Regions from separate parts of the Homo sapiens genome. Here all the other regions are linked to region 2. A link is a loop called in an ENCODE intact Hi-C map of the cell type or tissue named here. Cell type or tissue: GM12878. All regions are shown on one strand. Each heading gives the region's core, and the rest is flanking DNA. Links, peaks and the distances in the headings are about the cores only.

Region 1 (11,157 bases), core at 1,471-9,470, 160 kb after region 2:
TTCTTTTTTCTCTGTAATTGTGTTTTCAAAACCAGATTCAGCACTTTTCTCCTTCCTCCAATGTTTTAGAATGTGCCTACCAGTATGGCTTAATTTTGCCCCAACATCTATTATGGTGCTTTGTATATTAATATGCACAAATAAGTCTCAGTAAATGAATACACAATAAATGTTCATGGTATTTAATTGACTTGGTTCTTTAGGGCAACTCTCCCCCATGCTGGTTTTCAATGACATACGGAAAATACCTGTGGGTTATTTGTTTGCCCCTCCTAGATGCTACTGATGCAGGTATTCTCTGTTATTTATATATTTAAGTACTTTTCAATTAGGACAGCAACACTTTTATTCCCATGCAAATAATACCCCCTTAATCCTACAATTCCTACATGTGAAGTTGCAAATATCATCTCCTTGGCATGCCTAATGTAGAATAATCTTATGCACCTGCTTTTTCTCTTTGGGCATTGTGTTTGGATGCAACTAGGAAAAATGAGTAGGTGGTTCTGATAATTCCTTCTAAATTTGAGCCTCTTCTTTGAATGAAGTCGTGGGGAGGATGTGGATAATGAAATTGCCAGGCCAGAATAGAGATCTTTTGTGTGCTTCTAATCTACGTGAAAGACAGCATTCATTCTTTATAAATCTTTTATTCCTGCTCAATACTTATTGAGTACCAGTATGTTCCAGGCATAGTTAGCAGTAGCATCCCTTCCTTCCTGGAGTCAAATTCTATTTGCGCATGTGTGTGTGCATGTGTATATGCACATGTGTGTTTTATGAAGTTAACAATTAAATTTAGAACATAGTTCCTATTAGGGATAAAAATAGTGAAACTATAGGAAGCAGATTAGGAGGATAAATGGGAGAAGGAATAGTATGGGCCTTAAATTTTGGCTTTTAGGAAAGGTTTGTTTAAGAAGACATTCGAGCAGACACCTGAGGTGAAGTAAGGGGTGAGACATATGGGCACTGGAAAAAAAGGTTCCAGACATGGGGAGCAGCAAGTGCGAAACCCCTGGGTTGAGAATGATTCTGGAATGCTGGATGAAAAGCAGGAGGCTTATGTGGCAGATGGAGTAAGTGAGGTGAGTGAAGAGATGAGTTCAGACAGGAGGCTAGCCTGTACCTATAAGTGGCTGCTCAGTAAAAATCATGATACTCTTCTGTTTTACAATTTCAGTGGCTTTTATTGCTCTTAGGATGAAGATGCAAAAGCTTGCATGGCCTGACCTCTACTTAATTCTCAAGCCTCATCAGGCATGCTGTACTCTCCCAAGTTCTCTGTTCCAGCCCCCACACTCTCCTGTGGCTTCTTTTGGTTCTTCTCTTTTACTATTCTTGTCACCGCAGGGCCTTTGTATGTGCCAGTCCCACTGCCTGGAGAACTCTTCACCTACACTCCCAACCTTTGCTCCTTTGCATCTCAGCTTCATTACCAGTTCCTTAGAGAAGGCTTCCATGGCCTTCCTATAATCTCTGTTAGGTGCACTCATGGTATCATGCACCCTTTCTTCATGAAACTTATCAACATTTCAGTGTTGCTTTTCTTTATGTGGTTATTTAATTAATGTCTTTTCCTGCTGCCAAATTATAAGAGGCACAAGGCTAGAAACCATGAGTATTTTTTCCACCACATTATCTCTAACACCTTGTATGGTATCTGTCACACAGTAGTTGCTCAGTACATATTTCAATAGTTGATTACAAAAAAATGAACTCCCTTTTTTTCCTGCTTTACTTTCACCTTTTATTTCTCTTTTCTTTTTTTTCTCTCTGCTCTCTTTCTTTCTTCCTCAATTCTTTCTTCTTTTATCTTACTTTCTGAAGACTCTTTTACCGCTGAATTTGAGATTCCATATGGAAGTGAACATTTCCTAATGACTAAAGGATGATGATAGAAAGGAGTTGGTGGCGTTTAATAGCATGCTGCCGTTCTATCTGAAATCAAAGATCCCCTTCATAAGAGAGCATGACTGTTACATCTTCCTTAAAATGAAAACCTACATCAAACACTGCAGCAGGGGTACTTTTCCATTTCATTTCTTTTGTTCTGCTTGTGGCTTTGCTGAATCCATCTATCATTAACATTTATAATTTAGCATTGTCTTCTGGCACAGTGTGATGCGATCTGTATTGCTGACAGATGTGTCTCAGTCTTGGTCTTAGGTCTTTCAGCTGTCTGGTTTCTGGGATTTTGCTTATCTAAGCATTTCATTTGTCACACTACCTGCCATTGTCAACACGTTTGTCTTTATCCTCAGTCATTAGTTTCTTATGCTCTGTCTTAATCCCATTACAGGGTTTGTTCTTGCTATTTTTATTTGTCACGGTATCTATTTTAGTAGCAGATGTAGTTGTCAGAACATCTCCTTTGCTCCTGTTATTGGTGTCACTTGTGCATTCAGTGTTAGACTTTGTCTTGTGTGCTATTCTGGGTCTTTCTATGTACACTTCTTTGTCCACTTCATTGTTTTAATCATATCAGATCTTTTTTTTTCTCCCAGGAATGCATAATTGTGGTTCATTTATTTCTTCTTGCCGATTCTGAATATGGTCGAGTTGCTTTGTCTCTGATGCAAGCATTTTCGGAAGGCCAGATCAATGGTGTAACAGAAGTGAATGCAAATTTATGAGTGTTTGGTCTCAACATGTGTGCACTCAGTCAGAGAACAGAGCAAGAGTGTGTGCTTTTGATTATGTGAGGATAGTATGTTCACTTATAGGCTTGATTTTTACTATGTGCTCTTCATATTTGTTTTAATATAGTCTACTGGATGAGAGGTTTATTTTTTTTTCTCAGTTTAGTGTATTTCTATTGTCAACAACATTTTGAAGTAGAATACACTTTATCTTTCCTACACTTGGGTGATGGATTAACAAAGAAAGCAAAAGAAGTTTATTCTAAAACAAACTGATTGCTTGAAAAAAAAGCTAATTAAGCAATGGTTTAACGAAAAAATAAATAAAAGATGAGGATAAACATGGAAGGGTACGGATAATAAAAAACAAATAGGACTTGGCTTGATAATGGTATACACAATATTAGCCTCAGAAGTAACCATTTAACATTTACAATTGATTCTCGCATAACCTAAAATAACAGAGTACACGAGGGAGCTTCAACTTACTAAAAGATAGAAGAAATTCTCTTGCTTGGGAATTGGAGATACTCTCTCAGAGGAACTAGCTATAGCTTTTCTAAGGTTTTGATCCAACTCATAATTGGTGGAAGAAAAGAGAATGTATAAAAATGTCTAACCCTAGGAATCCTGTAATTGCATAAAATATTTTATGTCCAATCAACTGATTTGGAACCGTATCATTCTAAGATTCATATTCTCCCTCTACCCTGTGATTTTAACAATTGCTTTTAAGTTGTTGAGTTTTAAATATTTGAACTGTTTTGTTAGTTTGATTCTTCTAAACTGAGGAAATCAGAATATTAGTCGCTTGGAAGAAAAGACTTAATTTTAATTATGGAGTCCCAGGAATCAAGGAATCCAAGAGACAGTAGACGCTTGAAACACTGGATTTAAACTGCCTGTGAAGCTCTTTTCACCATTAAAGTGTAGGAAAATAGACTTTTTAGGGGAAAGAGAGATGTTCATTGGAGTTTGGGTTTTTTGTGCCTAATGACAGCCAGCAATGCAAATTTGAAAGACGTCTGTAAGGCTCTTCAAATGAAAAGAAGAGCACTTCCATATTTATCCTGTGAATGAATAAAACACAAGATCAGTAGCTGTTTAGGCTGGAGAATATTTCATATATACATGTTAATGTCCATGCAAAAATCTGCTTGCATATACCTTATAGCATCTTCCCACTTTGTACCTCTGTGGTATTTGGTATATAGCTCTAAGGCTTTTCATGGCATCATGATTGTTTGAATATCTTCTGTCACCCTTGTTATGAGCTCCTTGGGTCGATTCACTATTTATTAAGCCAGTGCTTTGTGAATTCTTGTTTTTTAATATATAATTTTTAATAAATGGATGTCATTCTATAATCTATGCCAGATAATTAAGCAGTAAGGTTACATGCTGTACATCATTTTCCAACTTAAAGAATTTATAGCCTTAGAATAGGGCAGTGAAAAAAAGGTCCATGTTGAAACATTTTCAGGTAGGCATACAATCACTGTGTGTGTATGTAAAATACTTGAAAATGTGGGTAACTGTGATAAAAAAGCAGGTATCTACAAAATACTAAACATATGCTCCACATTGTATAAAACACTATATGATACATATGACATCTAATTTACTCATCATAAAAATCTAGTGCAGTAGGTATTTGTAGTACTTTTTTGGTGAGCTGCTGGCTCAAAGTAGTTTCCCCTTTTCTGGGAAAAAAACTTGCGAGATCTTGATGACTACATTTCTAAGTTGAACTTTAAATTTCTGGCCATAGCTTGTGGATCCATGGTTTGGATATGATCCAAGCAGAGATTAATCAGATTTAATCTTCCAAGATGTGGAAATTTGGGAAAGAGACAGAGAGACTGGGAATTTTTGGAGCTGAGTCATATTAATGACAGTCAATGGGAAGGTCACCTGTATTCATTCACTCAACAATATGTATTAAATGCCTTGTGTGTTCCAGGCACCAAGCAGGGCCTGGGAATTAAATGACAGTAAAAGTAGACATAATCTATGTTCTCAAGGAATTTATAGGTTACTAGAGGGGAAAACGGTAATAAAACACTCATAAAACTAAAACTATAAACTGATATAAATAAAAAAATGGAATGTAGTTCTATGATAATAAATAATAATAGAATCTAAAACAGGCAAAGATTGGGAAGTAGTAAAATTTACTTTTTTTCTACATTTATTGTTTAGAAAGCACATTACGTAAGTGGAAGTGATACACGTGGTTGAGAGAAGACATTTCAGGGAGAGGAAACAGCACGTCAGAAGCCCTAGAATGCAAGAGGGCAGCGTGGTGCAGTATTCCAGTGTGCCTAAATACTGAGAGCTGGGAAAGAGCAGAAAGTTAGTATGGAGAGTCTTGATTGCCTGGTTAAAAATTATTGTTCGTATTATAAGAATAATGACATTCAAGAGAAAGGTTTTCATCAGGGGCCTAATATGATCAGATTTGTGATCAGATTTAGTCCATGGGAAAGTTGATGCTAGTTTGCTATGGCAAGAGCAACAGAGTGGGAAAAGAAGTGAATGGGTTTGATAAATATTTAAAAAATAAATGTAATAGAATTTGATGATAAGATTTATCACCAGAAAGAGAGAGAGAGAGAGGTGTCAAGTATGAGATCAGGTATGATTTCCAGATATTTGACTTGAAAAGGTAGGGATAGATAAGTTCACCAAGTTAGATAACTTTAAGACTCAGAGTGAATTGATTGGTGTTGAACAATGTAGGATTTTATGTGCCCATTTGAGGCAGTTGTGATGGTCATGGATTTTGTTTCTAGCATATGTAAAGGATTACTTATGTTATTTTTGAAGTTTAAAGTTTGGTAACAGAGAACTTGCCTAGAAAAAGATGGTGGTAAGGATTTCTTAATTTTCTAGATCTTCTTGGGAAGAAATTCATGAATCGTGAAGGCACTCAAAGTGAGTCAGATCGCCATCTGGTGACTATTTACAGAAATAGCAGACACATGCTCCCTGGGTACATACTTATAACTAACATTTATTGAGAAATTATTAATGCCTGGAACCTGTGCTATACATTTATATGTAGCATCATATTTAATAACAGATTATAACATACTGAAATTTAAAGGGTGATATAAGGTAATACTATTATATATAAAGAAAGTATATAATTGAATGGTACATGAATAATTTAAATGAAAAAAGTATTGAGATGACAATGGGATGATGAACTGCACCTCCCCTCTCTCTGCTTCTGTCCCCCACTGACATATGTACATGCACATTCACATTAACTATTTTTTCAGGAGAAAATTTGGAATTAATTCTGCTATAGAATTTGGTCTCTTCCCTCCTAAAGAAAAAAGAGTCATTGATAGCTCTTGAGTTAGCTCTTTTTAATGTAAGCCAGGTTTAGAAAAAAGTCAACTTTTTTTGCACAATACATCCATTTATCTATTCAACAATTATAGACTGAGCACCTATTATGGTGAGGCTCTGTTCTACTGAAGATTCAACAGTAAAAAAAATGTATGAAAACTCCTATCATTATGAAGTTTCCCAGTGAGGGGAGACAGAAAATGACAAATAAAATGTATAATATGCCACATAGACTTAAGTGCTAAGGGAAAAAAAGCGCATAAAGGGGATAATTACAGATAGTAGAGGTATAGGAATGTTGATATTTTGAGTGGATATTAGATTCCATGTAACAAAAACTTCAAGGTGATAAAGAAACAGACCCTCTGGACATTTTGAGGTAGAGTGTCCACAAAGAAGAGACAGCAAGTGCAAAGGCCCCAAGGTTGGAATGTGCCTAGATTATTTAAGTAAAAGAGGCCTATGTGGCTGTGGTAGAGTTAGGGAGGGGCTGACTGAAAGGAGAGGAAGTTGAGGATACCAGGAGGAGAGTTCATATTTGGTCTTGGAGTTCACTTTAAGGGCTTTGATTTTTTTGCAAAATGAAATGAGATCCTGCTCAGCAGAAATTTACCCTTTTCTTGATATGAGAATCAGATTTTGTTCCTTGAAGAGAATTTCACATCTGTTTTAGAGAGATGGGCTTACTTCTCAGATTACCAACAAGAGACCTACTCTATCTTCTTGCTGGTGGAAAATTGGGAGTTGGAGTGTTCACCTTCTTGCCCACTGGCACCACCGCATTTCATCTCTTCCATCTCTATAGCCAGACACAGCTCATAAGGGGTTGAATTGTGAGCCTCATTGGAGTTTACCCTTAAAGAGGGATAGGATGTTGGACTAAGAGACTCAGAAGGTAAGGCTGCGTGTAGAGAAGAAAATGAAAAGGGCTGGGCATTGTGGCTCATACATGTAATCCCAGCACTTTGGGAGGCTGAGGTGAGTGGTTCACTTGAGGTCAGGAGTTTGAGACCAGCGTGGCAAATATGATGAAACTCTGTCTCTATTAAAAATAGAACAGTTAGCCAAGTGTGGTGGCACACACCTGTAGTCCCAGCTACTCGGGAGGCTGAGGCAGCAGTGAGCTGAGATTGTGCTACTGCACTCCATCCTGGGTGACAGAGCAAGACTCTGTCTCAAAAAAAAAAAAAAAAAAATTAAAGAGAAAAGGAAACAGAGTGCCTATAGAGGACACCTTTCTTTTCAAGATCTAAGTGTAAAAGCGCCCTCACTTGTGTGATTCAGGGGGTTATGTTAAATACTAAGCTTCCTCTCAGGATGGACTACAATTCTGAGCATTCAGCCAAGAAACTCATATCCAACCATGGTGGTCTTGTGTGTTTTATCTGGGAGAAACTGCCAAACAATGGGGCCCAGGAGGACTAACTATTCTCTTCAGTCCTCTTATAGATACTCGAGCAGAGATAGGACTGTTGTGGGTTGGCTTGTGCACCACCCCACAACCCCAAAATAAGTATTTTGAGGTCCTAGCCCCCGGAACACATGAATCTGACCTTACTTGCAAATGGGATGTTTGCACATGTAATAAAGATAAGGTCATAGTGGATTAGGGTGGGCCCTGAATCCAATAACTGATGTTTTTATAAGAAGTCCATATAAATACACAAAGACACAAAGACACCCAGAGGAGAACACCAAGTGAAGATGGAGAAAGATTTTAGTGATGCATCTACAAGCCAAGGACCACCCAGGATTGCTGGTGACTATCAGAAGCTAGGAGAGAGGCATGGAACGGATTTTCCCTTAGAACCTCTGAGAGGAATCAACCCTGCTGACAGTTTGATTCCAGACTTCTAGCCTCTATAATATGAGAGAATAAATTTCTTTTGTTTCAAGGTATTCAATTTGTGGTACTTTGCCATGACATCCCTAGGAAACTATTACAAAGACCAAAGGGGTTTTAAACCCACAATATGGATGTTTATCTGAGAGGTACAGAGAACTATGAACTGAAAAAATGGGATATAAAATCCTTAAGCATGAGAGAAAATGGAATTCCTGATTGTACTCCATGGGCTAAAAATCAACAACCTTTAAGGTAGAAAATGAAGCCTCAGTACATTAAAATGTTTAGATTGACGTTAGCCGAGAGTATTTCCTGTCTGATGTACTGCCAGATGTATCAGTATTTATAAACTGAAAGACAGAGGGCTGGATATGGTTCATAAATGCAGCTACTCTTGAAATAATACACAATACTATTGGGCCAGAAATTCTGCAACAATTGGCAGAAGCTTGGTGTTGGTCTGTCCACTCCTGAGTGTAGATCATATGCAATTTCCAGCTATCCTGGGTCCCCAGTGGATGCATATGCCCTTAGACTTGATTCACTCTCTTTTGCGTTACGAGACTCTTCTAGGTAAGTTTTGATAACCAGTAAACATGAATCTCATTTAATTTATTTTACTTTTTAAAACAACCCTGGAAGCAAGTATTATATTTTCTGTTATTTGTGAGGAAATTCAGAGGTCAAAAGACTGAGTAGCACAGCAGAGATGGCAGAAACTGAAAAGAAAGGGCAGAATTTTTAAGCATGGAGAGTACAAGGAAGGACATTCTGAGCAGAGGGGACAATGTTCAAGTAAAGTTACAGAGGAGAGAATTGACTGTCTTTGAGGAGGCCCCAGCTGTAGCAGACAGAATCTGTTGGGAACTGAATCTTGAACTAAAACGTGGAGGACTTTGAATACTATGTGAAGAATTTGGATTGAAATTGTGGGCAATGAGAAGCCAGAAGTCCATGTGGCACTTGTATGTATGTATGTTTGTATGTATTTGTGAATGTGCATTCAATTGTGTGATATGAAAGAGGGAAAAGAGTGGACTGACACAAAGATTAGAATTTCACTTTAAGGATTACTTTGGCAGCCATATATAGAATAGCTTGAGAAAAATACAATTTATGAGGCTTTCAAAGTGTGAGAAAAGAGGAGAGAATGATATTTTCTCAGAAATTGCTTACTGGAGCAGTTAGAGAGACAATCTACATGAATGACTGGTTTTATTTATGTGTGTGTGTGTGTGTGTGTGTGTAATATACACAGTAATGAAACAAACAGATTATTTTGTAAATTTGGTGGGCAAAAGCAGCTGAGTTGTCCAAGTGTAAAACTGGATTTTGAAAAAATTCCACCTGTAATGTATAGGTTTCCAATCTAGTCTATCTCTTTTAATTTTAATAAGTCAACTGCCAAGTGACTTCTCCAGACACTATTGCTTACCATTAGCTTTTGTTTGGCCTTGGTAGTAAAGCATTAACCAAAAATATGGAAACATATTTTGGGAAGAACTAGTCTCCCCTTAATGTGATCTCGGTGAGGTGGTGTGTTTATTAATGTGTTTTCATACTGCTATACAAAACTGCCCCAGACAGGGTAATCTGTAACGGAAAGAGGTTTAATTGACTCAGTTCAGCATGGCTTGGGAGGCCTCAGGAAACTTATACTCATGGTGAAAGGTGAAGGGGAAGCAAGGTACCTACTTCACGAGGTGGCAGGAAGGAGAAGTGCTGAGCAAAAGGGAAGAGCCCCTTATAAAACTATCAGATCTTGTGAGAATTCAATCACTATCACAAGAACAGCATTTGGGAAACCATCCCTATGATTCAATTATCTCCGCCTGGTCTCTCCCTTGACCCAGGAGAATTATGGGAATTAGAATTCAGAGGAGATTTGGGTGGGGAAACAAAGCCTAATCATATAAGTGTGTTAATTCAATGGGCAGTTACCTTCTACCAGTCCCACTAATTACTTTGACAAACAAAATATGGCAAGATGATTTTTGAGGTATATTCAAAACTAGTATTGTAGTTTTGCTTAGCATTCTGCTATAGAGTACTAGGAAAATAACAAGGAATTGAAATTATGTGTATTTTTTTATAAAAAATACATTTTTGTTTTATTTTATTTATATTTTCCCAGCTTTACTGAGGTATTGACAGCTAAATATTGTATTTGTTTAAGGTGCACAACATCATGTTTTGATATATGTAAACATTGTGAAGTGATTACCTCAATCAAGCTAATTAACATATCTATTACCTCACATGTTATCTTTTGTCTTTTTAATAATAGCCAATCTAACAGGTGTGAGGTGATATCTCATTGTGGTTTTAATTTGCATTTCCCTGATGGTTAATGATGTTGAGCAGCTTTTTATATACCTTTGCCATTTGTATGTCTTGTTTAGAAAAAGTCTATCGAGGTTCTTTTCCTATTTTTAAATATTATTTTCCAATTTGGATGCCCATTTTGTTGTTGTTGTTGACCAATTTCTCTGGCTAGGATTTCTAGTACTGTGTTGAATACAAGTGGTGAGAGTTGACCTCTTTGTCTTATTTCTGATTTTAGAGAAAAAAAATTCAATCCTTCACCACTGAGTACAGTTTTTAGTTATGTACCTGACATACAGAGTACTAATGATGTTAAGGTACATTCTTTCTACTGTTAACTTATTGGGAGTTTTTACTTTGAAAGGATGTTGTATTATGTCAAATTCTTTTTCATCCTCTGTTGAGATGGTCATATGTTTTTATCTTTCATTGTGTTAATGTGGTGTTTCACATTTATTGATTTACATATATTAAACCATCCTTGCATGATAAACATGGATGAAAAAATTCTGAAGGAAATACTAGCAAATGGAATTCAGTGGCACATTAAAAGTATTGTGCATCATAATCAAGTCAAATTTATCCCTTCATGTGATTTAATATTTTCTTTATGTATTTTAGGGTTTTGATATTAGATGCACATACATTTATACTTGCTATGTCCTCTCGATATATTAACCCCTTTATTATCATATAATCTTTTTTTGTCTCTTGCGGCAATTTTTTTACTTAAAGTGTGTATTGTCTGATATCAGAATAGCCACTCCTGCTCTTCTTCAGTTATCATTTGAATTGCATGTCTTTTTCCAACCCTTCATTTATATTCTATGTGTGTCCTTAAAGCTAAAGTGAATCTCTTCTAGGAAGCATATTTTTGGATCATATTTTTTAATGTATTCGACAACTCCATATTTGCTGATTGTAGAATTTAATCCACTTACTTTTAAAATAATTATTGGTAGGTAAGAAGTTACTCTTGCTGTT
Region 2 (11,157 bases), core at 1,574-9,573:
TCTGCCTCAATGCCGAATCATGTTGCAATCTTTTAGAAGACACTTTAAATGGCAATTAAACTCAACACTTGTAGCACCAAGAATATTCAAAACTCAATGGAAGTGACGACAATGTGAATATTTATACTGAAAGCAATGTCATCCACATCAAAACTGCCACCTGGCCAGCAGTGATTATAATATGCCATTAAATCTAAGACTCTTCCTAATTTCAGAGGTATTAAAATGTGAAAAACTATACTTCTTAGAATCAATGAAATAAGTAAATATTAAATATGCTTTTTGATGGCCTCTCTTTTCTACATTTCAGATTCTGATCGGGTCCCAGCTCTTCTATTCTCGAAGCACCCCTGTCCCCTATACCTCTCATCCTGCAGAGAAATACTGCTGTACGCTGTGCCTCTTTCCAGCAAGAAAGGTTTCTTCATCTACTCTAGGCTGCATTTTAGCATTTACCCCAAGGCCTGTTACAAATGGACAGAAAATTAAATTTTTCTTTTTCCTCTTAGGAAGAGAAAACCTAACTATATTTCCAACTTATAACAGTGTATTTTCCACGTTTTCATTGTATCATGGTCATGTGTAGCCCTTTGCTGATAGACAGGGTGAGTGTAAAGGGATTTAATTTTCACTGCTTGATTGAACTCGTCACTAAACTTTTTAAACAACTTGATAGTTTGTATATAAGAATTATTTTCTGTAAGTTGTCTGTTTACTCTGTTGATAGTTTATTTTGCTGTGTAGAGGCTCTAAAGTTTAATTAGATCCCACTTAACAATTTTTGCTTTTTTTGTGATTGCATTTGATATCTTCATCATGAAATCTTTGCCCTTTCCTATGTCCAGAATCATCTTGTCTAGGTTGTCTTCCAGGATTTTTATAGATTTGTGTTTTACATATAAGTTTTTAAACCATCTTGAGTTGATTTTTGTTTATGGGGTAAGGAAGGGACCTAGCTTCAGTTTTCTGCATATGGCTAGCCAGTTATCCCAGCACCATTTATTATACAGGGAGTTTTCCCCATTGCTTGCTCTTGTTAGCTTTGTCAAAGATTAGGTGGTCATAGGTGTGCAGCCTTATTTATGAGCTCTGTATTCTGTTCCATTGGGTGGTCCATTTTTCTGTTTTTGTGCCAGTACCATGCTGTTTTGTTTACTGTAGCCCTATAGTATAGTTTGAAGTTGGGTAACATGATGCCTACAGCTTTGTACTCTTTGCTTAGTATTGCCTTGGCTATTCAGGTTCTTTATTGATTCAATAGGAATTTTAAAATAGTTTTTTTCTAGTTCTGTGAAGAATGTCATTGGTAGTTTGATAGGAATAGCATTGAATCTGTAAATTGCTTTGGGCAGTATGACCCTCTCAATGATATGAATTCTTCCTATCCATGGGCATGGGATGTTTTTTGAATTGTTTGTGTCTTCTCTGATTTCTTTGAAAAGTGTTTTGCAATTCTCATTGTAGAGATCTTTCACCTCCCTGGTTAGCTGTATTCCTAGGTATTTTATTCTTTTTTTTTGGCAAATGTGAATGAGATTGCTTTTCTAGTTTGGCTTTTGGCTTGGCTGTTGTTGGTGCATGGGAATGCTAGTACTTTTTGTACATTGATTCTGTATCCAAGTATTTGCAAACCATGCATCCGACAAAGATCTAATATCCAGCATCTATAATGAACTTAAACAAATTAACAAGAAAACAACAACTCCATTAAAAAGTGGGCAAAGGGCATGAACAGATACTTCAAAAGAAGACATATATGCAGTCAACAAGCATATGAAAGAAAGCTCAATATCACTGATCATTAGAGAACTGTAAATAAAAACCACAGTGAGAAAGCATCTCACACCTAGTCAGAATGGCCATTATTAAAAAGTCAAAAAATAACAAATGCTGGCGATATTGCAGAGGAAATGGAACACTTACACACTGTTGGTGTGAGTGTAATTTAGTTCAACAACTGCAGAAAGCAGTATGGCGATTCTTCAAAGAGTTAGAAGCAGAACTACCATTCTATCCAGCAATCCCATTACTGGACATATACCCAGAGCAATATAGATCATTTTACTGTAAAGACATACGTACGTGAATGCTCATTACGGCAGTAGTCACAATAGCAAAGACATAGCATCAACATAAATGCCCAACAATGACAGATTGGATAAAGCAAATGTGATACATGTACACCATGGAATACTATGCAGCCATGAAAAGAATGAGATCATGTCTTTTGCAGGAACATGGATGGAGCTGGAGCATGGATAATAACTGAGGAAAGGAAAACCAAAGACCACATGTTCTCACTTGCAAGTGGGAGCTAAATGATAAGAACGTACGAACACAAAGAAAGAAACAACAGACACTGGGGTCTACTTGAGGGTGGAGGGTGGGAGGAGGGAGAGGAGCACAAAAGGTAACTATTGGATATGGGCTTAATTCCTGGGTGATAAAATAATCTGTACAACAAATCCCCGTGACATGAGTTTACTGATGTAACAAACCTTCACATGTACTTCTGAACCTAAAATAAAAGTTACAAAAGAATTATTTTCTATTATTAAACATGTCCTTTGGAAACATTTTCATATATAACTTTGAATACTTTGTTGTGCCCTGAGGAAAGTATGCAGTAGCTGATTTTTGACTTTTATTGAAAATGTTTTTTGTTCTCCATTCTTCACAATTTTTCCATTGAAATGTAATGATAATACCTGCATCGTCTACCAATCCAAACAATATATAGTCAAAAGCGAAATTGATAGTCTCTCACTTTCTCTTTCTAATCCCATTTTCTAATGTAACTACTGTAAACTATGATTTCCTTTGCTGATAGAAACAAATGCCACACACACATGCGCACATATATACATATATACCCATTGAAGATTAAAAAACAAACAAACATGAGGACCTAACATGGAGCTGCTATTCTTCCCTAATGGTCTGTTGCGGACCTATTTTGAAGTCGATGCATAATGATCCACATTTTTAAATAGCTGCTTATTGTTTCATAGAATTAATATATCATGGTTTAGGAAACCATTTCCCTATATATGGATATCTAAGTCTATTCCAGCTGCAGTAACAAAATGTCATAAACTGGGTATCTTATAAATAACAGAAATTTATTTCTCACAGTTATGGGTCTGGGAGTTCCAAGATTAAGGTATCACCAGATTTGATGTCTGGTGAGGGCTTGTTCCTCATAGACAGTGTCTTCTTGCTGTATCCTCACATGGCAGAAAGGGCAGACAAACTCCTTTGGGCCTCTTTTGTAAGGGCACAAATCCCTTTCATTCTCTAAAGGCCTCATCTCTTGCTACTATTGCACTGAGGATTAGGATTCAACATATAAATTTTGAGGGAACACAAATATGCAGACTATAGCAGTGGATAGTCCAGTTATTTACAGATATTTTTATTATAAATCTTTTAGATATCTTTTTGGGTAAGACTGTTGACAGTATCAGACATTGCTGATTTTTCTTTTTTCTTTCCCCCTGATGGAATCCTAAAAATGAAGATACTCAGTGAGGGAGTGTGCGTACTATAAATTTTATATTGCTAGCTTTATTTTCCAAAATATTATAAAAATGTACATTCATCAATAATAAATGAGACTGCCTTTTTCTGTAGGTTTTCATTAGCACTGAATGTTCTCAGACTTTTACATGGTCACGTAATAGGCAAAAAAACATTGTGTTGTTTTAATTTGCAATTTTATGTTTACTGATCATGGTATATTTTCATTTTTTATTGATCATTTGCATTTCCTCTTTTGTAAACTGCCAGCTCTTATCTTTGACTCAGTTTAGACTGTCTTTTTCTAATTGGTGTGAAAGAACTCTTTATTAGAAATAATAAACAATGAGTGCTTACTCTTTAACCTGACTCTGACTCTCAGTACTTTATAAGAATGAATACGTTTAATTAATCCTCACAACAGCCTTATGAGGTAGATACAATTTTATAGGTAAGGAAACTAAGGCAGAGAAAGGTTAAATAATATGCCCAAGATCATACCGCTAGTAAGTGGCAGAGCTGGTGTTCAACCTGAGGCTGTCGGGATGTAAACTCATGTCCTAACCCCTGCGCTATGTTCCGATCAGCTGGAAGGGAAGATTTGGCGTGTGTACTGAGAACAAAGAGATATACCATCACTGGGTGCAGAGGAGCCATGGCAGGCATATTTCAGAGCATATTGGAAGACAAATATTTATGTCTAAAGTCTGATAAGAATGATACTTCTCTTAAGAAAAAATACAAAACTTACCATTTCGAAGTGAATTCTTGACACCGTAGATTGTTGTTGAAAGTGAACTGTGGGGGACGTTGGGAAAGCCGATGAGGCAGAAACTGAACAGTGAAAGCAAAGGAGCAGAGAGGAAAACCTTAGTTGCACGATGCATTGGAGGTCATAAATTCTTTAACGCAGGGAGACTGCAAAAATAATGTCACTACTACCTTCTTTGTTATTTGTAGTTTAAGTAAATTGTATGTAGTTTTCATTCCTTTAGCTACTCTGAATTAATCCCTTTGTGGTCTTTATAAAGTTCTCCGTTAAAGAAAACTGGCATCTGGGCCTTCCTTTTCCCCGAGGATTGCTACAGAACAGATAGATTTATAACTCTTATGATATTTATTTTAAAAACTTTGGATGTTCCAGAAGCACAACTTATATTTTTCTCAATACCTCTGTTTAGTTTCAATTTTGGAACCCTGAGTTTGCCTGATTGCAAAAATTAAAAATAAAATATCTTAGTCAACTTAAGATAAACTCAGGCGTCTGTTTTAAGCTCATTTAATTCTCTTAGTTATTCTTTCCTTTTTCCAATAATTTTCTAGGAGCTTTGGACCATGGGAGTTGGGAAGGTGATCTGGCTCAGGGCCATTTTTCTTACAAGTGAGTATCCACAAGATGATACAATCCTTTCTGGTCTTTGGACATGACCATACTTCTCATGGAATCTTATGGGGCATCTGTTTTGAATTGAATTGTCTTCCTCAAAAATATGTATTGAAGTTTATCAATTATATATTGACGATAAATATGAAAGTACCCCCCCATATCTCAGAATGTGACCTTATTTGGAAACAGGGTCTTTGCAGATGTAATTAGTTAAGATGAGGTCATACTGGAGCGTGATGGGCCTCTAGACAATAAGAACAGTATCTTCTTATAAGAAGACAATATATGAACGTACGAGAGGAGAAGGCCATGCTCTGAGAGAAGCAGAGGTTAGAGTTATGCATCTGTAAGCCCAGGAGTGCCAAGGATTGCTGGTGACATCAGAAGCCAAGAGAAAAGCATGGAACAGATTATCTCCCAGAGCCTTTGAAAGAACCTGGCCCTGCTGACATCTGGATTTTGGACTTAGAGCTCTCTTATGGGTGTGGGCACAGGGCAGGCTCTACACAAGTCCCACAGCCTCCAGAACAGTGAAATAATAAATTTCTGTTGTATTAAGCCATGAAGATTGTAGTACCTTGTTATAGCAGCCCTAGGAAACTAATACAGCATCCAAACTCAAGCCACTTCTAGAGTGTCCTCTTAGCCTAGAGTTCCAGGCATCCACTCCATTCTGGATCACTTGGGAAAATGGCCATTTCCAGTGTCCTGTCAAACTGCCCATCTGCTAGAGCACTTAAAAACTCTGCTTTACTCAGGGGCCAGGGTAGCTTGGATACTGCCTGTAGTGCTTGCCAGCTTCCAGGACAACAAGACAGAGACAAGGCTTCAGTACTTTCTGTTCTTCGATCCTGAAACCCTTCTGGGGGTCCTATACTCTTATGACTTAGAGCTCTCTTATGGGTGTGGGCACAGGGCAGTCTCTACACGAGTCCCATAGCAGTATGTTTTCCTGCTGCTCTTTTTGCTAAACCTTCCCCTTCTTTACCTATCACACCTCTCATATCCATATCCTCTCAAACTTGGGATTTTTGTGGGATTTTTATCTAGACTAGGTAAACAGAAAACAACTGCTTCCACAGCCTGGTCTATATGTATTTATCCCTGAATTTTTTATTTGGCATCTGGCAGGTATGAAAGTCTAGAATTTGCTATCTTTATTCTTGGGTTCCTTCATGACAAGAATGGGAGAGAGTCGCTGTGGAAAGGAATAGTACAGGAAAAACTCATTTACTAATATTTTACAAGAGAATTCTGACGAAAGTAGCCAAGGTGGATGCACAAGTCTTAGCTGAAAATTGAGGTCAAATTCTAAAGCTTAGAACAGATGCGGGTACCCAAACTGCATCTCTTACAGAATGTGACCCTTTAAGGAGTATACCTATCCATGTACAGTCATATTTAATGAAGTCGAAGGGTGGCAGTATATGCCAGTCATTGTGACTACCGCTTGATGCCTAAATATCAGTCTGTCAGTCTGCACATTAATATTGGCTAATGTTTTCATGAATTTGTTTTCTTGTCAGAAAATGTGAGTTTCTTCCTAGCGTTTTTGAGGGCTTTTGTGCATTTGTTAAGTTGTTCTGGAATCTTTCTGCTGTGACGTGGCTGTTTTTTGTTTTGTTTTGTTTTGTTTTGACTTGCCTATTCCTGATTATATTTTACCTTTGTATGATTGGGGAATCATGTAGGACCTGATATAAATAATCAAGTATTTTAATAGAGTGATACATTCTGAATAGAGCTGATCTTGACATAAAACTAAGTATTCTAATAATACGGCCGGGTGTGGTGGCTCACGCCTGTAATCCCAGCACTTTGGGAGGCTGAGGTGGGAGAATTGCTTGAGCTCAGGAATTTGAGACCAGTCTGGACAATGTAGCAAGACCCTGTCTGTACAAAAAAATTTTTTTTTAAACCCACTAAGTATTTTAATGATAGAGGAATTATTATATACCTGCTATATCCTTAACACAAAAGTGTGTGGTATGGACGGGGGTATGAGAAATTTGTAAGGCATGATATAAATCCACATGGAGCATTGCATCTACTAGAGTAGCAGGACACATACATCCATGACACACAAAACCACGAATACATACAAGTTACAGAATGCAGATTATTATATAATTAAACAGTATATAACATACTGCCTACTAAGCAGCACTCAGGGGTGAGGTAACAACTCGATCAGGATGAAATAAAACTGGCCTGGAATTACCTCCAGCTGAAGATGACTTGATTCTTGAATCTGGCCGGATTCTGTCTAGAGAGAGAATACTCCTGGGCCAGCTATGCACTGTTCTCCAAACTTGGAAAAGTGGCAATAAGTAGGAAAGAAATCCCATTTTAAGGGCACATGCACAACAGGAAGCCCTTTTTTTCTAGATAGACTCCTGGATGCAAATTCCCCAGGTTTATATTCACTTAGGCCTCAATCTCACTCAGGTTAATATATTATTTGAAGTGATTTTGCTAAGGATAGACACACAGGTCTTACTACATGCGGGCTAAATAGTTGAAGATGTCTCTATTTTCTGCTACCCTAGTGCTCTCTCTTTGTGCAGCCGCATTACTCAAACAAACAAAAGAAAATCTTCCCAGAACACTAGGAAGCCACACCTTTGGTATCAGTCTTGTATGGAAGGGTAGAAACATGTGGGCAACTTGAGACCTGAGGTCACCATCCAAACTCATCAAAGAAAATAGCACCAGTGCACAGTCAGTTATCTTTTAGAATGGTTTCTGCCAATCATTCTAATCTATTTTGTATTGCATTTTTAATTTTATTCATTGCTATATCACTTAATTCCCATATTTTATGTTGCCTTTGTGACTATTTTCTCTTGTGTGAAAGTACCTCTTAGTCATTCGCTTGTCGTAGTTGTTTGGATAGTTGCTTCAATTTTTTATTTCTATTTATTTATTTATTTTTGCTAATGGATTATCAGCATTTAATTATGATCTTTTTGCTTTTCTTGATTTTTCCCTCATTATGAAGTTCCTGGAGTGAGATTACTGAGTTAAAATGAAAGAAGTTGTGCTGTTTTCCAGAATGGCTGTAACAATTTACAATGCTGTTTGCCATGTATGAGTGTGTTAGTGTGGCAGATTCCATATTCTAATGATGGCCATAAGAATATCTTCATTCTACGTGATCTTTGCTTATGTGACCTTGACATTCCTCTCATCAAGCGGTGAGGCTCTCCCCACAACACTTGACTCTGGGTGGGCTTGTAACTTGCTTGTAACCAATAGAATGCAACCAAAGTGATGTGGCATGACTGATGAGGCTGAATAAGGAAAAGCAATGCAGCCTCCACCTTGTTTTCCAGAACATTCACGTTCGGTGCCATGAACTGCCATATAAGAAATTTGGGTGTCCTAAGACCACAATACCAGAATGCATGTACCAAGCCACATGGAAAGGCCACATATAATAAGCACCCTAAAAGTAGTTCTAGATTTCCAGTCTCCCAACTCAGGTGCCAGGGTTTGGAAGTCCTATTGACATCCCAGCATGAAAATTTACTTGGCAATTATGTATATGGACTTGCCTCTCAGGAAGAGGCTAAAGTGGAGGTCTGGATTTAAAGGTCATCAAGCAATGATGAAAATTGAAACTATGGGAGTGATTGTGATTGCCTAACGAGAGTGTATCAGTTAACCATTGCCACATCACAAGCCATCTCAAAACTTAGTGGTTTAAAACAACACTAATAAATATTTATTCATAATTCTGAAACCTGAGTTGGGCTCAGTGGGGTAGCTTGTCCCTGTTCCACATGGTATTGGCTGAGGTCGTTCATGCATTTGCAGTCAGTTGATGGCACAACTGGAGCCGGAGGATGCAATGTGGCCTTATCCACATGTCTGTCACCTGAGATAGGATTGTTGGAATGGATGGGAGCCGGTCAGATCTTTCTCTTCCCCATGGTCTCTCATCTTCCAGGGTCTGTCTCTATACATAGGCCTGTATCTTCAAGAAGGATACCCCAAACTTTCTTACATGGCATCTCTGGGTGGCAAAAAGGTGAAAGCAGATGTCTTAAAGCCCAGCTCAGAATTTGTATAGTGTCATTTCCCTTCATTCTATTGGTTCAAGCAAAAGGCCAGCCCAGTGAGTGTGGGAGGGGAATTGAATGTGAATTCAGTGATTCACTAAGGCTGTTATCTAACCATCAGTCAAAAAGGATATGGGAATGAGAATAATCTAATGCTTGGAAGAGCACGACATCTAAAGAGTGAGTGTAGAAAAAGAAGCCCATTGTGTGATATTCCCCTTCCTGTGTCCATGTGATCTCATTGTTCAATTCCCACCTATGAGTGAGAATATGCGGTGTTTGGTTTTTTGCTCTTGCGATAGTTTACTGAGAATGATGATTTCCAATTTCATCCATGTCCCTACAAAGGACATGAACTCATCATTTTTTATGGCTGCATAGTATTCCATGGTGTATATGTGCCACATTTTCTTAATCCAGTCTATCATTGTTGGACATTTGGGTTGGTTCCAAGTCTTTGCTATTGTGAATAATGCCGCAATAAACATACGTATGCATGTGTCTTTATAGCAGCAAGATTTATAGTCCTTTGGGTATATACCCAGTAATGGGATGGCTGGGTCAAATGGTATTTCTAGTTCTAGATCCCTGAGGAATCGCCACACTGACTTCCACAATGGTTGAACTAGTTTACAGTCCCGCCAACAGTGTAAAAGTGTTCCTATTTCTCCACATCCTCTCCAGCACCTGTTGTTTCCTGACTTTGTAATGATCGCCATTCTAACTGGTTTGAGATGGTATCTCATTGTGGTTTTGATTTGCATTTCTCTGATGGCCAGTGATGATGAGCATTTTTTCATGTGTTTTTCGGCTGCATAAATGTCTTCTTTTGAGAAGTGTCTGTTCACGTCCTTCGCCCACTTTTTGATGGGGTTGTTTGTTTTTTTCTTGTAAATTTGTTTGAGTTCATTGTAGATTCTGGATATTAGGCCTTTGTCAGATGAGTAGGTTGCGAAAATTTTCTCCCATTTTGTAGGTTGCCTGTTCACTCTGATGGTAGTTTCTTTTGCTGTGCAGAAGCTCTTTAGTTTTATTAGATCCCATTTGTCAATTTTGGCTTTTGTTGCCATTGCTTTTGGTGTTTTAGACATGAAGTCTTTGCCTATGCCTATGTCCTGAATGGTGATGCCTAGGTTTTCTTCTAGGGTTTTTATGGTTTTAGGTCTAACATGTAAGTCTTTAATCCATCTTGAATTGATTTTTGTATAAGGTGTAAGGAAGGGATCCAGTTTGAGCTTTCTACATATGGCTAGCCAGTTTTCCCAGCACCATTTATTAAATAGGGAATCCTTTCCCCATTGCTTGTTTTTCTCAGGTTTGTCAAAGATCAGATAGTTGTAGATATGCGGTGTTATTTCTGAGGGCTCTGTTCTGTTCCATTGAGCTATATCTCTGTTTTTGTACCAGTACCATGCTGTTTTGGTTACTGTAGCTTTGTAGTATAGTTTGAAGTCAGGTAGTGAGATGCCTCCAGCTTTGTTCTTTTGGCTTAGGATTGCCTTGGCGATGCGAGCTCTTTTTTGGTTCCATATGAACTTTAGACTGTGGTGGGGTGGGGGGAGGGGGGAGGGATAGCATTGGGAGATATACTTAATGCTAGATGACGAGTTAGTGGGTGCAGCGCACCAGCATGGCACATGTATACATATGTAACTAACCTGCACAATGTGCACATGTACCCTAAAACTTAAAGTATAATAAAAAAAAAATTAAAAAATAAAGAATAAAATTCTAGGTCATTCAGAAAACTAAATGGAAAAAAAAAGAAGAAAAAAAAGAAAAAGAAGCCCATTATGTGACTGAAGGGTGACCAGAGATACAGGAGGAAAAGCAAGTAAGAATGATATTATAGCAATTAAAAATTCCACTTCTAGAAAAATAGAACGGTTTGTTACTGCCAAAGTAAGAACATAATAATGAAACACACCTTCAGATTTAATAACAAGCAGTTATTGGTGACTTCGACAGGAAGAGATTCAGTGGAGCAGAAGGAGCTGAAGCCAGATTGCAGAAGGTTGAAGGAAGGAAGCACAGGGAGAGAGAAGGTTGCCTGTAAAAGGGCAGAGAGAACTGGGGAAATAGCCAGAATTTGACATGTTTCTATTTTAGTTTGTTAGTTTGTATATACAGGAGGAATTTGGACCAGTCAAAATGCTGAGAGGAAGGTGGAGACAAAAAGGGAAAGGT
Region 3 (11,157 bases), core at 2,129-10,128, 740 kb after region 2:
AAAAAAAATTTCTAGAATGGCACATGGGACGTCCTCCAAGACCAGCCAATAAGGCCATAAAATAGGCCTCAATAAGTTCAGAAAAATTAAAATGTTACCAAAGATACTTTCAGACCACAGTGGAATAAAAATTGAAATAAATACCAAGAAGATCTCTCAAAACCACACAATTACATGAAAATTAAACAACTTATTCTTGTGTGCCTTTTGTGTAAACAATGAAATTAAGGCAGAAATCACAAAATTATTTGAAATAAATGAAAACGTAGACAGAGTTGCTGGAATGCAACAAAAGCAGTATGAAGAGGAACGTTTATAATGCCAAATACCTACCTCAAAAAGTTGGAAATATCTCAAATTAAGGATCTAACATCACACCTAGACAAAGTAGAAAAACATAAACAAGCTAATTCCCAAACTAGAATAGAAATAATTAAAATCAGAGCAGAACTAAAGAAAGTTGAGATGTAAAAATCCATACAAAGAATAAACACAAAGAAAAGTTGCTCTTTAAAAAGATAACTCGGATCAAAATAAGATCAGTAGACCACTAGCTAGATTAAGAAAGAAGAAAAGAGAGGAAATCCTAATAAGTACAATCAGTAATGACAAAGGTGACATTACAACTTATTCCACAGAAATACCAAAGATCTTCAGAGGCTATTACGAACAGCACTATCCACACACACTAGAAAATCTAGAGGAAATGGATGAATTCCTGGAAACACATAATATCCCAAGATTAAATCAGGAAGAAAAGGAAATGCTGAACAGAAAAATATGAAGTTACAAAATTGTCAGTAATAAAAAACTGCCAAGTAAAAAAGCCCCAGACCAGATGGATTTAAAGCCAAATTCTCTGAGACATTCAAAGAAGACCTAGTAACAGTTCTACTGAAACTATTCCAAAAAAATCGAGTAGGGGAACTCCTCCCCAGTAGATTCTACTAAGCTATCATCACCTTGATACCAAGTCTGGGAGAGAGACAATGAAAAAAAGAAAACTATAACCAAATCTCCTTGATGAACATACACAAAAATATCTTCAACAAAATACTAGCAAACTGAATCCAACAGCACATCAAAAAATTAATTCACAATGATCAAGTAGGCTTCATGTGTAGGATGCAAGGTTGGTTCAACACACAAATTAATAAATGTGATTAACAACATAAACAGAATTAAAAACAAAAACCATGTGGTCATCTCAATAGATGCAGAATAAGCTTTTGTTAAAATGCAACATCCTTTCATGATAAAAACCTTCAAGAAACTAGACAGTTAAGGAATATACCTCAATGTAATGAGAGCCATCTATGACACATCCACAGCCAACATCATACTGAATGGGGAAAAACCAGAAGCATTCTCCTTGAGAACTGGAACACGACAAGGATGCTTATTCTCACCACTCTTACTCAACACAGTACTGGCAGTGCTAGCCAGAGCAATCAGGTAACAGAAAAACTAAAAAGGCATCCAAATAGAAAAGGAAGAGACAAACTATCTGCTTGTAGATGATCTGATTCTATATCTGGAAAACTTTGAAGACTCCACCAAAAGGCTCTTGGAACTGATAAGCTTCATTAAAGTTTCAGGATACAAAATCATTGTGCAAACAGCAGTAGCATTTCTACACTGATAACATTAAAACTAAGAGCCAAATCAAAATGCAATCCATTTACAATAGGAACACAAAATATAAAATACCTAGGAATACATCTAAGTACATCATGAACATGTATTTTTAGTGAGAGAGCTCTTATAATTGCTGGGAATGTATAATTTACTGGACGTCAGCCCAAGTCAAGATGCTTAAAATTGTACTTGTAGAGCTTCACTCAAACCAATGTGTCAAATAATGTATTGAATATTCATATAAAGAGAGACTATATTTATATTCTTAGATAGTTTGCTCTTCAATTTTTTACTTCATGCTTTCATATATATTACCCTAAAGTTTTTATCACAACAGATAAAGATTTTGTTGTCTGGAAAAAAGGAGGTGGAAGATCTCTACGAGGAGACATGCAAAACATTGCTGAAATAAATAATAAATAACACAAACAAATGGAAAAACATTCCATGCACATGAATAGGAAGAATCAATGTCTTTAAACTGGTTACACTGCCCAAAGTAGTCTACAGATTCAATACTATTGGTATCAAATGACCAATGTCGTTTTTCACAGAACTAGAAAAAAAAAACAAAACTATTCTAAAATTCATGTGGAACCAAAAAAGAGCCCAAAGAGCCAAAGCAATCTTAAGCAAAAAGAATAAAGCTGGAGGCATCACATTATTTGACTTCAAACTATCATATAAGGCCACAGTAAGCAAAACATGGCAGGGGGATAAAAACAGACACATAGACCAATAGAACAGAATAGCAAACCCAGAAATAAAGCCACTGATCTACAGCCATCTGATCTTCGACAAAGCCAACTAAAACAAGCAAAGGGGAAAAGACTTCCTCTTCAGTAGATGCTGGGATCGGGGCTTCCTGTAGGCAGAATGAAACTGAACTCCTACCTTTCCTGATATACAAAATTAACTCAAGATCGATTAGGACTAAGATTTGCTTAGAATTAAAGGTTTCTCTCCTTTCCCTTCCCCTCCCCTCCACTCCGCTCTGCTCCACTCTGCTCTTTCTTCTTTTCTTTTCTTTCGGCACAGTCTTCTGTCGCCCAGGCTGGAGTGCAGTGGCGCGATCTCAGCTTACTGCAACCTCCACCTCCCAGTTTCCAGTGATTCTCCCACCTCAGCCTCCTGACTATCTGGTATTACAGATGTGCACCATCACAGCCCGGCTAATTTTTGTATTTTTAGTAGAGACGGGGTTTCACCATATTGGTTAGGCTGGTCTCGAACTCCCGACCTCAGATGATCCGCCCGCCTCACTGGCTCAAAGTGCTGAGATTACAGGCGTGACACACCTCACCTGACTGGATTAAAGATTTAAATGTAAGACCTCAAATGATAAGACAACCTAGGAAACACAATTCAGGACACTTTGGGAAATAATTCATGACTAAGCCCTCAAAAGCAATTGCAACCAAAAGAAAATTGACAAGTGAAATGTAATTCAATTAAAGACCTTCTTCACAGCAAAAGAAACTATCAACAGAATAAACAGACAACTTACAGAATGGTGGAAAATATTCACAAGCTACACATCCAACAAAGATCTAATATCCAAACTCCGGGAGGAACTTAAACAGTTGAAGAAGCAAAAACCAAATAGTCCTATTTAAAAGTGGACAGAATACATGAATAGACATTTCTTAAAATAACACGTACATGTGGCCAAGAAACATGAAAAAATGTTCCACATCACTAATCATCAGATAAATGCAAATTAAAAACACATTGAGATACCATCTCACACCAGTGAGAATGGCTATTATCAAAAAGTCAAAAAACAGCAGATGCTGGAAAGGCTGCAGAGAAGAAGGAATGTTTATATACTGTTGGTGGGAATGTAAATTAGTTCAGCCACTGTGGAAGGCAGATTGGAGATTTAACAAATAACTTAAAACAGAACTACCTTTTAACCCAGCAATCCCATTACTGGGTATATATCCAAAAGAAAACACATTGTTCTACCAGAGAGACACTTGTAGTCACGTGTTCATCACAGCATCCCCATTATTCACAATAGCAAAGACATGGAGTCAACCTAGTTGCTTATCAACAGTTTACTAGATAAAGAAAACATGGTACATACACACCATGGAATAGTATGTAGACATAAAAAGAATGATATAGTGTCATTTGCAGCACTTTGGAGGCAGCTGGAGGTTGTTATCCTAACTGAATTAATGCAGAAACAGAAAACCAAATACTACATGTTCTCATTTATAAGTGGGAGCTAAACATTGGGCACTCAGGATCATAAATATAGCTTCAATAGAAACTGAGGACTATTAATGCAGGGAGAATGGGAGCAGGCTCAAGGGTTGAATAACAGTTGTTAACTATCTATATTATATATAATTATATATATATATATATATATATATATATATATATATATATAAAACTATGTTATCTGTTAACTATATTAACTATGTTAACAATTGTTAACTAATACTTAGTACCTGGAGGATGGGATCATACATCCCCAAAACCTCAGCATCACGGAATATATCCAGGTAACAATCCTGAACATGTAAACCCTGAATCTAAAATACAAGTTGAAAAAAAAAGTAAACATAGAAAAATAATTAAATTACATAAAGACCTTGAATTACTTATAGTTTCAGGATAAAGACTGTCAAACCTGTAGGAAGGTAGACACTTGTGAAATGGAACCAACAGTAACAGTTACAAATACCTAAAGCCATGTGCAAAGTGCAGGTAGAAGATAGCTTTCTAATTTTACAGAAATAGAAAGATGAAATCTATTGCATTACATGTATAGTTGGTAGCAATGACTGTTCCAAGAAACCACCCATTTTCTCTTTGGTTGAGAGTTTATTATGTTTATGATTAGCATTCTTAGTAGTAGAATTAGTGATAAAATACAACAGGTACTGTAGATTGAAAATGTATTGGATTACTCTGCATTGCTACTGTTTTATTACTATATTCTCCAATATTGTATTATACTTCCTCAATAGACTACAAGCTTTTGCAGTACATGTGGACCATCTTTATATTGTAGGTGTCTCATACAGAATCTGACACCTAATATATATTAAATATTTCTTTGCTGATCTTTGTAATAAATGAATAAATGTTTAATTTGGCTCTTGAGAACTCTTGTTTTGAAAGAAAAAAAGACCATAAAACAAAATAAATTGATATAAATAAATGATAATAGGCTGAAGAAAATCTCCCACCATGGTGATGTTTTACTTACAATCATTGTCAATTAAATATGAAAAATAATCACAGAAACAAATCATTATTAAGGAATTTTGTTAAAATGAAAATTAGATTACGTTGATCTACTGTTATAACCTCTCCAATAGTTTCCCAATTCCCTGACAGGGATAAAAGTGTTTCCTTTCTTTACAATGCCTACCAAAGCATCACCTTATACAGCATTCTCCCTTTCCTCGATATCTCTTAGTCTGCTTCAGTCACAGTTTTCACTATACTTTCTCCTTGATGTCAGGCATCTTTTAGGCTCAGGGCCTTTTCTTTTACCTCTTCCTAAAATATTCTTTCCCGAGAAAATTGCAGGGCTAGCTTCTTTACTCCTTGCAGCTTCTTTCCTTATCAGTGAGATCTTCCTTAACTAACCTATGTAAAATTGCAAGTGACCTATCCTATATACCACAAACATGCGTATTTTTCATAGTACATAAAACATAATACTTCATAATGCTCATTACCCTCTAAAGTACCATATTTATTATTTATTCTCTGTATTCCTCTATCCAAATGTATTTTTCTTTCTTTTCTTTTCTTTTTTTTTTTTTTTTTTTGGCAGAGTTTCACTCTTGTTGTCCAGGCTGGAGTGCAGTGGCGCAATCTCGGCTCACCACAACCTCCGCCTCCCGGGTTCAAGCGATTCTCCTGCCTCAGCCTCCCAAGTGCCTGGGATTACAGGCAGGCACCACCACTCCCAGCTAATTTTTGTATTTTTAGTACAGACGGGGTTTCTCCATGTTGGTCAGACTAGTCTCGAACTCCCGACTTCAGATGATCCGCCCGTCTCGGCCTCCCAAAGTGTTGAGATTACAGGCGTGAGCCACCGTGCCTGGCCCCAAATGTCTTTTTCAAAATGGTGAGAATATTTGTTTTGTTTGTATATCCACTGGTCCTAGAACAGTGTATGGCATGTAGAACATTGACATTAGATGGCACTTGAATAAACAAATAACCAAGTCAATATTAGCTTTTGTATATCTAGAAGTGAATATTTTAGTCTTAGGGATTTTGCCATTTACCAGGCCATAGTTTGATTTTGAATGGTGAAGAAAATTTTCTTGGCATGTTTTTCTCTATAAAATGTTTTCATTCATGTCCTTGTTATGAAGTTTTACCATGGATGCCTGCACACTTTATCTCTTTGGGTTTGTTGAATGACAGAAGGTTTAGACAATTGATGTTAGCTCCATAAAACAAAATTATGTTCACAGGAATAATAACAGTAAAGGTTAATTCTCAGATCATTTCTCATTTTAGTTAAGTCTAACTACTCTTCTACCAAAATAGTAGGGAATGCGCTAGTTGTTTCACTTCATTCCTTACCTTTAATCTTCTAACTCAGGGGTGAATTACTCATAGTCTGTGACCCTGATTTGTTCTGCCTTACTTATTTCTTTACTTATAGTCAATGAGCTAAGAATGATTTTTACTTTTTAAAAAGATTATATTTGCAGTGGTTATACAAGTACCTATATAATTTTATTTATTTATTTATTTATTTTTATTTTTGCCTCTTAACCCACGAAGCTTAAATTCCTTACTATGTTGCATTTTACAAAAAGTGTTTCAATTTCTCTCTTAGTTTTTCGTGTTAAGGAATGATCTACAATTTATTAATATGGCAATAATATGAGTAGCTTCCTATTAAATTGTAAACCCACTATGTGCTTAAGCACTGTGGTACTTTTTATATATGATTTCAAGTCCTTACAACACTTGTGCAAGTAAAATATTTTAAATCATAGTTTTACGTATGAGTGAATAAAAGGTTATAGTAATAAATAACTGCGCCAAAGTCATTTTAGCAATTTCCTCAGAAGATTAATAATCAACTCTTTTAAGATGGAAAAACCCTAGTTTACCCAACCCGAGTTTAACTGTTCTCAACCTTGTGTCAAATAACAAGAAACACAGCAACTGCGACAAGTCTAAGATATGGTTAATTAAGGGGAAAAAAATGAACACCCATTGAATAAACTATCACCTCCTTAGAATTTATAATTTCCTGGTAGATAGTCCACTGCCTTAGTTTTCAGGACTGTCTTATATTTTCTGCTCTGCTCTAATAATATATGAATGAAGATGGAGTTTGTCAGCTGGTGGCCAGTAAAATAAAAAAGTTTTGTCAATATTCAAAACTCCACCTGGTGGCTGATCGTGGCTTTGTGCTTTCCACATGTTTCTGCAACTGGGGATGCACCCTGACGTTTGAATGGTAGACCATAAGAAGAAGCTGTGCTTACTAAAACAAAATAAAATATTCCCAAGGTAAAGCCAACAGAAGCTGAATGTCACAACATTAATATTCAGCAACACATCTATCATCTAAATAATATTTTATAAAGATTGTATTGAATATTTTAGATATTTATGATTTTGAAAGGTACTACTTTGAGAGAATTGTCTGCTTATTTGTTTTAGGAATAAAGACCAATTGTAAGTAGTTCTCAGGTGCAAATTAACACTGGATTTTTTTCTTAGAAAAGTATTCCCATAAAATGTTTTATTTGAACTATGTGAAATCAGTGAGAAAGCTACCCACACCACGTAACATTTTGTGACACATAAAATTAACCTTTAAACAAGTTAGTGCTTCATCATCATCACAAATGAGTTAATTTTTTCCATGTGTAAATTTTAAAAAAGGCAATAATATTCTTTTTTGCAAAACCTTACACACATCTATACCTACACACATCTATCTATCAATCATCTATCTATCATCTACATCTTTCTATAATTTGCAGATAACATATTTTTTCTAGTTTTAGATAACCATTAAGATAAATCCATTTCCAGGAATGTTCCAGTTTTTAGTGTATTGTGTTGGCAATTAATGTTGATTTTCCTGATTAAATTATTTGCTATTATTTGGAATTTGCTGAGATGAATAGATAGGGAGTCAGCTCGGAACATAACATTACATATGAGTCACTGCCTAATGATAGACAGTGGTACTCTAACATACAATCTAGAACAAAGTGTAGTATCTTTGGAAAACAACTGGAGACATTTGAATGTAAGGGATATTGGTAAGATGGCAGTTCCAAATAATTATAGGCAATTTCTGTAGTGTTTCCAAAATTGCATAATGCAGAACGATGAAAATATGTTTTTTATTTATCTTGCCATTCCATGTTTCATTTACACAAAGATTACAGAGGGAATCTGTCAGCCTATATATTCCTAATGAGTAGAATTCTTTCTATATCCTTTAAGCGCTACTTAGCTATTAAGTTAGTTTGAGAGTAAATATTAGTTTGATTATATTGATTTAATAAAGTTAAATGAATTACATTAATATTGAAATAATAAGTAAACTAATAAGTGAAAATGGCAATGTTTCAGAGTCTCCCTGGAAGAGACTGTAGAAAGCTAGAACATCTGTGATAGAAAGAAACACAAAGATAAGAAAATAGTTACCAAATCCCATTGAATATCTTTGTAACTGAATGTCAAACAACTATCAGCTTCATACTGTATTGGACAGGTACCCTTATCTAAAATGTAGGTCTAAGAGTACTTAAACTTAGAATTGGCAGTTGCATATTTATTCATTTTTATGATAAAATAAAGTTAAAGATACAGACACACAATTGTAGGAATACTTAGAGTATTGATATGCATTTGAGTTGGTGCATATCATGCCAAGGTGAATTACAGGACATTTGTATCACCACCTAAAATTGTCACCTGAATTCAGTAGACTATAATGTTTTCCCTTCTTAAGTAAAACCTGTGTTTTTAAAGTTTATCTTTGAAACCTGAAAATAAAAATGTTATATATGAAGCTTAGATCTTTAAAGTATCTCAGAAACTCCTTTTTCCTGTAAAATTATTTTGAATTCTAATGAACATTAGGATTCTTTGTTTCTGAGGCTAGTATGTTTTGCTCAGGATCTTGAGAAATACAGCTGAATTCATCTAGCAAAATTAGTACCTTTAGTTATACAAAGTTCAGCAAAAGGAAAACAACTAACTTGCTATAGCCACACCCTATGCTCTGAAATTTGAAGTGTTTTGCAAAACTACACAATCCCAGTGAAATCCTGGAAGTCACTTTAACCTTCTTTAAGGCTAAAGAATATTTGTAGTAGTGAATTCCATACTTTTTTTCCTTAAGCCTATTGCAAGCTAACAGCAAGGGCACTTTGCACGTTAGACTTTGGGAGGTATAGTGAGGGGAAGAAGGACACTGTTTTCCTGTAGTAAATAACATTGAGACTTTGGTAAATATATGACTTCAGCAATCTGCCAAACTGTTTAAGCACATTGGAATAGATACCAAGGCCTTGATTTTGCTTCTTTTTTAAATGCCTCGTTGAAAAGAAGGAGAAAAATTACTCTATATTCCCAATAGAAATAGGGACCTACAGCTGGCAGAAACCGTAGAGAACATCTCATGTATGCATTGAGAATTAGCTACTTATTGTAAAATGAGAAAATTGAGAACCAAAGACTCAGAGAGGATGACAAGCTATTTTACAATAGAGCACAAACTAGCAACTGAATAATTTAACTCCCACTCATTTGTTTCTGTGTCAGTCACTCTGGCAGTAGGTTGTGATGCATGGGATATTTGGGTAGTGTATGGAATGCCTCTCTTTCATGTTCTTAGATCCAAGATTATTTGTGGAAAGGTGGTTTCTTTTGTTTCACTGGCATGCAGTGGAAAAGAGCAATTTACCTGAAAAATAAGGGATTTCCCCCCATTGTCAACAAATAAAATTTATATATTATCATGTCTACATATATTATTGACATGCATGCATTATTTAGATATTAAATGCTGTAAAACTGAAAAACACTAAGTTTTTTCAATGTTACTAATATGGGGGAACAGTTAGGTAGATAACATAAAACAACAACAACAATAAACATGCAATACATTTTAAGGTTTGGATAGCTCAAAAATGTACCTTCCCTGTTATGTGTTACGTGCTAATAACATTAACTTCACATTATTTAAGCTACATATAAACTGATGAATACAGAGACATCCTGGAAGGGTATTCTGGGCCACTAAGAAGTTATTCTGCAATTTAATATGTGGTACCACAGTCCACTGAGTGTGTAGGCCACCCAGAGATAATGTAGAGCTTACTGCTTATTAAAGTATATTACCATTTACTTTGACCCTTGACAAACTCTATTCTTCAAGGATTTTCCTCTGTCTTTTTTTTTTTTTCCCTCTTGACAGGTAATGATTTCAAAAGATCTATTAGTTACTATACGCATAATGAAAGTGCAAAGTTTCCTGTCAGGTACAATAGGCTGCATTTTTTATTTGAGGTCTCAAAGTTATACTATGTCATAGGCGCCTGGAAGGTCAGTGAGGACTGTGCCTATTTCCTATTTCATTTCTCTAGCAGATGTGAGCAAAGTTACTTGGTTAATACCTGATAGTTTTCTTTGTATTCCTCTTTATCTTGAAGGTCAGTTTCTTCTATAAGCAGGAGGTCAATGATGTTCTCTATTCTAATGATTTCCTTCCTATTCATTATTATGCACTTTGTAAGCTTGCAGTAATATAGAATAATAAAAAGTGGCCCATTAGGTTTTTTCTTATGTAAAGACATTGTATTAAAGACAAATTCTTAAAGGGTAACAACTTTAAAACATCAGCCGTAATTCTATCACTATTTTTATTTTTGTATATCCTCTTACACATGTATAATATTTTTAATATAATCACAATCATAGTATAGATACCATGTTATATATTTCTTTTTGCTATTAAAATTTCACCCTTAATAATTATGAATAGTGGTCATAATTACTATTTTAATGGCTACAGGTAATGTTACTAATTTGATACATCAGGCTACAATGTGTCTTCAAAGATTAGACTTTTTTTACTATTGCTTATAATAATGAAACCATATTTTTATGCATACAGTTTGAAATTCTATTGAATTATTTTCTTGAGGTAAAAGCGTACAATCAGAATGACTTAGAATAAGAATGTATGATTATAAGACATTTTCTATAAGTTTTCATAATAATTTCCAAAGGTCTGTACAAAATTATAATGTCACTAGCTCTGAAAAAAGATGACCATTTCGTAAGAACCATTTTTATTCATTATGACCATTTATATTTTGTTAAAACTTTTTGTGCTGTTTATTTCAGGGTGGTTTTATTAACGATTCTTTGATAAAATACAAGAAAGAATATTGTCATACAATTTACTCTCTTTTATTTCTTTTCATATAAATTCCTTCATAATCTTGGCTATACTTCTATTGGAATCTGCATTTTTGGGATAAATGTTTG

What was found. A loop is a pair of places that touch in the nucleus more often than their neighbours do. Peaks named below come from ENCODE experiments on the same cell type or tissue, not always from the same donor. Only the 100,000 strongest peaks of a DNase experiment are listed, where the experiment ranks them.
Region 1: it touches region 2 in a loop (5-fold over the local background); 2 of 110 quality-filtered maps call a loop at or near these places.
Region 3: a loop joins it to region 2, with 29 times the contacts of the local background. A loop is called at or near these places in 2 of 110 quality-filtered maps.

The regions. Positions count from the first base shown.
Region 1 is chr9:24,240,590-24,251,746 of GRCh38, forward strand. No RefSeq gene overlaps it. Among named protein-coding and RNA genes, the nearest start is that of IZUMO3, 300 kb to the right of the region's middle. In GM12878, for the core only: a CTCF peak has its summit at 5,595 (motif pointing left); no DNase peak of the experiment used is centred there.
Region 2 is chr9:24,084,415-24,095,571 of GRCh38, forward strand. The region is part of intron 1 of LOC124902327 (a long non-coding RNA gene); the gene reads left to right. Among named protein-coding and RNA genes, the nearest start is that of ELAVL2, 260 kb to the left of the region's middle. In GM12878, for the core only: a CTCF peak has its summit at 6,327; no DNase peak of the experiment used is centred there.
Region 3 is chr9:24,825,492-24,836,648 of GRCh38, forward strand. No RefSeq gene overlaps it. Among named protein-coding and RNA genes, the nearest start is that of IZUMO3, 290 kb to the left of the region's middle. In GM12878, for the core only: a CTCF peak has its summit at 7,045 (motif pointing left); no DNase peak of the experiment used is centred there.